Regions from separate parts of the Homo sapiens genome. Here region 2 is linked to region 1. Evidence: chromatin contacts called from ENCODE Hi-C or POLR2A ChIA-PET data. All regions are on one chromosome and are shown on one strand. Each heading gives the region's core, a stretch centred on a gene start or an enhancer-like site at or near the end of the contact. The rest is flanking DNA. Distances are from core to core; before and after follow the strand shown.

Region 1 (4,060 bases), core at 523-3,022:
TGTATTTTTAGTAGACACAAGGTTTCTCCATGTTGGTCAGGCTGGTCTTGAACTCTTGACCTCAGGTGATCCACCCACCTTGGCCTCCCAAAATGCTGGGATTACAGACGTGAGCCACCGCGCCCAGCCTAGTTTGTATATTTTAAAAGAATTTCCTAGCATTATTGAATAATTAGATAATGTATATCTTATCTTTTGGTTGCTCTTGCCCATTCTGGAAATAATTTATAAGAAGATCTAATTTAGATTCTATCTGCTGTTAAGTGTGAATTAGTGTGAGTTGCATATAACATATATAAAAGCTGTAACCTGGGAAAAAGTTATTATCTGGAAGCTTTAGAAATTAATGTTATTCTTTCTTAAGTATCATCAGGAAATTAATCAAAATGGCCACCTTGATACCAAAAATAAGGTTTTGGGGCATAACATCCTTATGAATTCAAATGTTAGTCATTTCACATATCTTCCACTTTATTTCATTAAGTCCTTCCTAGTAGACACTGTTCAAACATTATTCACCATTTACTAATGCTGTTACAACATTATTTTAGAAGATGGATATGGATAGCTGTTCTAGCTTTTAAAGTTTTCAGTGTAAAGCACCATGTGCTAAACATTGGCCAGGATATTCTGTATGAAATGGCTTTAGTTACAGGCCTGTCTGACAACAGTTTTCATCAGAAAAGTATGCTTATTTTCCTTTCTTTTAGAAAATTTGGCTGAAAGCAATTTTGGCAAAGTCAGCATAGCCTTAAGTGTCACATGAGAAAGATGGAATTGAAGTGGCTGTTAGGTAGACCTGACCTGGGTATGGTGACTGTGGTGACATGAGTCCTTTGGAGGACACAGCGTCTCTCCAGCATCTCTCTTCTGAGGTTCACTCTCTTTTGTAGGGGCTTACCCCCTTGTCAATGCTACACACACACACACACACACACACACACACACACACACACACACAGAGGGAGAGAGAGAGAGAGAGAGAGAGAGAGAGAGAGAGAGAGAGAGAGAGAGAAAGAATGGAGAACCTTCCTTCTTACCTGTGGATACAGATGCACCTTGGCAGAGCCCACTTGCCTCCTGCTTCCGGCCTTTCTCAAACCAGACCTTTTTTAGTTTCTACTTCATCCACACAGAGACTTAATAGTGGCCAGTAAAGTGACTTGAAAAACGAATACATGCCACCATGTTAATGCACACCTTTCCAGTGGGATAAGCTCAGCCTGAGTGCCAAATTGTATTTCTTTGCACATGATTATCAGTTAAAATTATTTATATAGTTTGTTATTCATTAAATTTATTTTAGGAAAGTACACAAAGAAAAAATTGTGACCAGGCAATTAGGTAGCTTCTAAGGTAGCCATTGCCAACCTATCTTTTGTTATGAAGATGAAGTCTGTTATTTCTTAATATTGAACATTATTTTTGACTAAATTTAAATTCTACTGTATGCAATAGAATTGAAAATATACCAGCTTTATCGTCATTACCAAGAGTGATGATGATGATACCTCCTATTTATTGCCCACCCCCCATGAACAAGGTATCGTGCTGAGAATTTACATAAAGCAATTCAGTTAATTCTCAGTACAGTGCTGCTTGGGAGAGATTGCTATTTGCCTTTTACAAGATGATGAAAGAAGCTTGGAGATGTTGAGTCATTTATCTGAATTACAAAGCAAGTGAGTGGGCAAGATAGTTGAAAATTCTTTATTAAATTTGCTTTGATAACAAAAGTAATGTTTGCTTTTGGTAATACAATTGGAGTATTACAGAGGAAGTTATGCATACCATAGGAAGCTAGACTGGTTTTCAGTACATTATCCAGAAGAACAAAAAGTACTGTTAACAAATGGGGCATCTTTATCTTTATCTGACTTCTTGAGAATAATCTTTGTAAATTATCTGATCACTTTTTAAGTAGTAGTTTTTTTAAATGACTTTTTGATGACATACTTTCAACTTTCTTTGCAATAGAATCAAGGTGCATTTTAAATTTAGAATAAGCGAGGATTTTCAGGACCATATATCTTTTTACACATTTGCTTTCTGACAATTTTTCACCCCCAAATACTCAAACTTTTACTTATTTATTAGTTAACTTTTAATAATCGTTTCTTCTTAACATAGTCTTAGTATATGCAGATGTTTAAGGTTTTCATTTTCACTGCTTTTCATTTAATACCATTAAATGTATACCAGAGGTTACATTTTTCAAGTTTATTGTTCTGAGTATTTATGCCTGCTCTTTTTCTTCGGTTCCAATATGCTGGACAGTCTATGAGAAACTGATGTGAAAGTTGATGTCTTTGGAGATTACGTAAAAGCTGCTTTAGCCATTATTTTTCCATTTCTTGCTCTGCTAAGCACCCAATTGTTGAGCTTGACAGAAGATCATTTTACTGAGCTATTTACTTTGAAAAATTATAAGTAATATACTTACAGAAAATAATTAAATACTATATACAGGTAAAAGTGAAAAGTAAATCTCTTCCTTCTCCTTGTTTCTCCTTTGGCCGTTGCTCCCAAGCCTAAATTTCTTGTTTCCACATTTTCTTAATGGGCATGGAAGCATAGGTATGCATGTGTATACACGTACTTTATGAAGTCAGATCTCTTTAAATTCCAATTGTATAGGATGGCTCTCTGCACTGTGTGTGCCTCCTTCCTGTGTGTACTGGACTGTGGGATAAACAGCTCTCAGCAGGATATTCATATTCAGTAAAATAAATGATGAATTTCCAATGGAAAAGAGAGTCAGGACCAAGAAAATAGAAACAGAGACTGAAAATATGGGAAACAGTACAAATTTATAGACCATGAAGTTCAAAAATGTTGGCTGCTAAATTAGCATCATGTGTTTAAAAAGTTTCCTGGTAGTTATGTAAAAAGCATGATACAATCCATAATATGATTTTGTTTTACTCTGAAGGAAGGAAGTATGGCAGTTTCTTAGAGGAAAGCGTGACTTTTCTGTTAGGCTGCTGGGAGCTGTGCTGCTGAGATAGTGTGGGTGAAAATGGGATGTGGTAATGTGTGCTTGCTGAGGAGCTGAGATGTATCCAGTTCCATAATTTGCCTTCAGGACCAGCTCCCTAATGTGTGGGCCTCTTGTTCAAAAATTAAGAGTTTCAAGATGGTGACAGAAGAGCATGAAGCCAAGCATGGGGACCACGTAAGTGGGGCTCTATGTGACTGCATGGGTCCATGCTCCTGACACTGGCCCTGTGTGCTTTGAGATCCTTGAGCATGCTCAGGACCTGTGAGGAGAAGAGCAGGCTGGTGGGGAAGGGGAAGTTGGTGCCTCATTCAGGGATGTGCTCAGAGAAGTGCAGGTTCTCTCTTTGGGCTTTCCTTATCTCTGTCGCTTCTTCAGGAAGGGGAATTAATGGGGGGCTAGGATGTGGCCTATTTGGGGAGCAGAGTGGGGAGTAATAAAGAAGGGTTGAGGAGGGCTCTGCTAGAAATATTGGAAACGAGACCTGATGCATAGCCCGAAGGTGGCATCGATTCTTAAGTAAAATGATGTGAGGTGAAATGAGGGGACTCTTCCCCCCTTAAATTTGGAGCAGTGGGAGTTGGGGGTATGTTTACAAACCACTTCTGGAATGTTGAGAACAGAGGCAAGGAAGCATGTGATAACAGTTCCTTACAGTTTTAGGACACAGGGAACACATTTTCCTAAGAGCACAGATGAGGGACATAAAACTCAGCCCAGCAGCTTGGGGTATCAGGAAAGGCCCAGAAAGAGATCCTGAGCAATGCATCTGGGTGGAGACCTGGGTGTCCACATACTGTTATTCATTTAGCACTTTGGACTTTATGCTAAGGGCTATGGGGAAACCACTGAAGGCTTCTGGAGAGAAGCTACATCAGACTTTCATTTTCTGAAGTATTTCGGTTTCCCATGTTACTGTGTAGCAGTGGTTCCCAAAGTTTGGTCCCACGACCAGCAGCACTGGTCTGACCTGTGAGCTTCTGGGAAATGCAGATTCATGGGCCCTATCTGGACCTATTAAATCAGATCTCTGAGGATGGGCCAGAAACTCTGTTAGGACAA
Region 2 (4,060 bases), core at 528-3,027, 160 kb before region 1:
GTCTCGAACTCCCGACCGCAAGTGATCCACCCGCTTCAGCCTCACAAAGTGCTGGGACTACAGGCGTGAGCCTCTGTGCCTGGCTTTGTTTTTAATTAATTCAATTTTTAAAAGACATTTCTTCTTTTAGAGCAACTCCTGAGCTGAGACTTCAGCTGCTTGTACTCTAAAAAAGTTTCTCTCCTTTGTAAACAACCCATTTCTCAACTCACAGAAACCTCAATTAATAATCATTTTTCTCACAAGATGACTCTAGGGGACATTTACTGAGATACTATGACTGTCACCATTGCTGCTGGTACTGAAGTAACAGACACAGATGAACTTTTCTCACTTATTTTCCATGTGGGGTGTCCCATTTAAAATAACTCCATTATGTGTCCCCAGGCCCTAAATGTAGACTGGGTTATAGATATCCTTTGAAACTTCTCTCTTCTTTTCTTTGGGAAGGAGGGGAGGCAAAAGCCTGAATAAAAGAAAATAATTTAAAAAGAAAGAAAGGAAAGAAGAAACAAAATAAGAACCGTATTTTTAACAAAAGGATTTTTGAAAGCCTTGGAAAATGTTATATTCACTCATATAAGGCCCCACTGTTTTAAAACATATTTTACTATAATTTTGCCTTCAAAACCCTGACATTCGAAGTTGAACAGGGCTCTTTCAGTGTACAACCCCAGGACATGGAGAAATAAAAAGAACAGTATTCCAACTAACGCATACTCAGTGGGAATCATCACATCGCATAATTGCTTGAAATCCACAAGCTGATCCGATGTCATCTTCAGAAATATGCAAGTTTCCCTTTGTTTTCTGACTTAGAGATATTTCCTTGCTTTAGGGCTTAACCCTTCAGTTGCTGCCCCTGGTGATTGAAACATAATTAAAATGAATGTGGATCTGCCCTTCCTAAACTCTCCCCAAATGTTAGATAAGATTCCCCCAAACCTGCCAAATCTTATTCCAACAAAAACACAAAATATGAACTTCAGGTGTTCCTTTTCACTCATTTTCTTTATCTACCTGTTTCTAAACACCACACACACACACACACACACACACACACACACACACTCATGTGGACACACACAGCCCTTTAAATGTCTTTCTACAAGAAACTGTAAAAGAACAAAGAGTTGCCATTTTGGAGCATGTAATGACATATTTAAAAGTTCATCAACTTCCCCCTTTAAAAAAAAACCTGGCAATGAGTCTAAAACAATAATTCAAAAAGATTTAGAGAAAAGAATCCTTAAGACTTATTCCTCTGTAACATGATGTAAATCATAAATATACCACTGGTCTGGAAGTGATTACAACAGGCTATAAGACAAAAGATATTCCTAAGCAGACACTGCTGGCAATGGGCTCTATACTCCCATCTGCATATAAGAGGATTTGGGAAGGTAAGTTCTCATAAATGCTAATAAGAGATTCACACCACTGTAAAAAGAATTCCCAGGTGTACATGTTCCAACAATAAATTGTTAGGTCCTGGGCCACAGCTGATTGCATAACCCTTTACAGAAATCTGTCCTCTTATTCAAGGTGAATGAATCTTTTGGTGTTCCAAGCATTCCCACCACCCTTCTCCAGTGTTCCCTTTGCTTCTTGATTGTCATTGTCCCTGACCTTCCTAACAGGATCCCTGGAATGAAGAGGAGGAAACGCTATATAAACAGCTCATTCTAGAAGTGTGAGTCATTCTGGAATCAGTCCCCACCCCCCACCACCGTTCCCTGTATAAGGGATGCTTGCTCATATCTAAGCTTCTCAGTTGCTGTTAGAAAGCATTTCTTTGTTTTGTCTTTCCCTATACCTTTTTCCTGAGGGCAAAGGTTTAACTTTTTTTATTCTTCTCTGAGTGATTCAACACTTGAGTTAGAGGTTCAGTTCACAGGACATCAAGAATTACATTTTGCTTGATAGCATAGCATTAGAAGCTACAGCCAGCCAACTCAAAGGGACACTGCAATGCCATTTTATAATTAAGCAGGGCACCCGCTGGACCACATGTTATAACAGATGTTTCCTGGCCCCAGGTACTAAGCCAGCACACAGTAAAACCGCCCAGAGCCTCTCCCTGAGCCAAGATGGGTCAGTGTCTGGAACAACTCCTGTCTAGTGTCTCTTACTGTAATTAGAGAATAAGGCTAGCTTTTGGTCATTAATTCCATTTGAAAAATAGCCACAGCTAAATGAAAAATGAAAAAAAGAAAAAGAACATCAAAGTGCTTTTAAAATTGAAAAGCTTGATAAGAAAACAGAGATAATTTATTGGTGATTTATTATTTCGATCAGTGGTTTAGATCTTATATAAATTCTGTATAATGCCCTCTCTTCAACATGTTTTGCAAAATTTTCACTCCATTTATAAAATGGATAAAATTAGAGGCTCCTTATGCTTAAGCTGGAAGAGAGTTTTAGGTTGGTTAGTACCAGGAAATCAAACTCAGATGTTTATAGAGGCCAGTTCATAAATGAACAAAGCAAGCCAGAGCACGAAAAATCGTTCTGCTTTTTTTTTCTATTTTTATTTCATTTTCTTGTTTTCAATAAGAGCCATGGGTATGGAAATATCTATCTCCACTTTGAAAAAAAAAACAGTTTTGGCAGGGCTGACATTCAGATGGTGCGCACCTGAGATTGGGATGGTCCTTACCAACTCATGTAGAGATGGTGCTCTAAGCTCACCGAGTGAGGCTCATCCTCAGCTTCTCTTCCAAGAGTTCTTGGACCTCCCCATGACCAATTGGAGCAGAGTGGGGAGCATCCAGGAGCTGCTCTAGCACAAAAGTCAGTGTCCATTCCAATCAGTCAGTTCCCATTCCTTCGTAGTTAAATATTTTTAATATTGCTGAGAACAAGTACATTGACAAATAGCAGTTGGTATTTTGTCTCTGTTTAGGGCAAACCAAAAGGGCAATAGGAATTGATGGAGTCACTGGAGCCCTGGAGAGCCCCTTCCCTGTTAAAGGGGGTAGCTACTACCAAATGAATAGGAATGGCCACTCCTGTGGCCAGATCTTCTGATTTCTCAAGGGAAAGTAAAAACCTATGTTCTTATGTAAAGTTTCCCAACTAAATTATCAACTCATTTAAATACTGTTACAGGCAAACTAAGTGTTTCTGTGGGCCAAATGTAGCCTAGGTGTTCCCAATTTGCAACCTTTTTTATTTCTGAGACATAGGAGAGGACTAAAGTCTAAGTGACTTGCCCAGAGATCACCCAAGTAACTAGTGGCAGAACCAGAATGAGATCCTATAGCCCCTGACTCCCCAGCCAGTGAGATCTGACCTTCTTCAAAACAAATCCTATAATACCACTGAAAACGCTTCAACAAGGATTTCTAGACTGCCTACCCTAAGAAGAAGGAACTTAGATTATTTTTAGTATTACAGTTCTTTATACTAGTGTTTTCTCCTACAACATAAAAGTAAAACCTCATGTCCAAAGCTAACATATAATGATGGAAAAGATATGAAAAGTTCCAGAGATGACTGAGGCCTTGCATAGCTATAAGAAAAGGTTGGTCCTCTGGCAGGTTGGACATATAGTTGGTGTGTGTGTGTTTTTGTTTGTTTGTTTGTTTGTTTGTTTTGTTTTGGTTTGGTTTTTTTGAGACAGGGTCTCGCTCTATCACCCAGGCTGGAGTGCAGTGGCACAATCTCAGCTCACTGCAACCTCTGCTTCCTGGGTTCAAGTGATTCTCCTGCCTCAGCCTCCTGAATAGCTGGGATTACAGGTGCCCACCATCATGCCCGGCTAATTTTTGTATTTTTTGTAGAGATGGGGTTTCGCCACGTTGGCCAGGCTGGTCTTGAACTCCCGACCTCAAGTGATCCACCCGCCTCGGCCTCCCAAACTGCTGGAATTACAGGCATGAGCCACTGTGCCCAGCCTGGACATTAGCATTTAAACAAAGAAATTGATAGCATTTCCAGAAGAGCAGGGGTCAAAAAAGCCCTATGGCAAAGGTGACCCATAACAGGGTAAGAAAGTCTCCAAGTCTGAAGGAACCTCACTATTAGGAGGGATCTGATTTTTATGGAGTTCCAGTGT

Evidence for each region. Hi-C counts contacts between places; a loop is a spot of excess contacts on that map. ChIA-PET counts read pairs that join two places held with the same protein, here RNA polymerase II (POLR2A).
Region 2: a map of endothelial cell of umbilical vein shows a loop between it and region 1 (2.1-fold over the local background). The contact joins two enhancer-like sites. A Hi-C loop is called at or near these places in 2 of 168 maps with a recorded cell type or tissue (GM23248 and endothelial cell of umbilical vein). POLR2A ChIA-PET finds 5 or more read pairs at or near these places in 1 of 52 experiments (Panc1).

The regions. Positions count from the first base shown.
Region 1 is chr9:14,213,448-14,217,507 of GRCh38, reverse strand. All of the region lies in intron 2 of NFIB (nuclear factor I B), which reads left to right. Among named protein-coding and RNA genes, the nearest start is that of NFIB, 99 kb to the left of the region's middle. Within about 2 kb of position 1,772, at least 3 of the 41 ENCODE cell types and tissues checked have a DNase peak (open chromatin) inside an H3K27ac peak, as active enhancers do; they include endothelial cell of umbilical vein, where a contact is called at or near this core.
Region 2 is chr9:14,370,653-14,374,712 of GRCh38, reverse strand. It overlaps a transcript of NFIB not described here. Among named protein-coding and RNA genes, the nearest start is that of NFIB-AS1, 56 kb to the right of the region's middle. Within about 2 kb of position 1,777, at least 9 of the 41 ENCODE cell types and tissues checked have a DNase peak (open chromatin) inside an H3K27ac peak, as active enhancers do; they include endothelial cell of umbilical vein, where a contact is called at or near this core.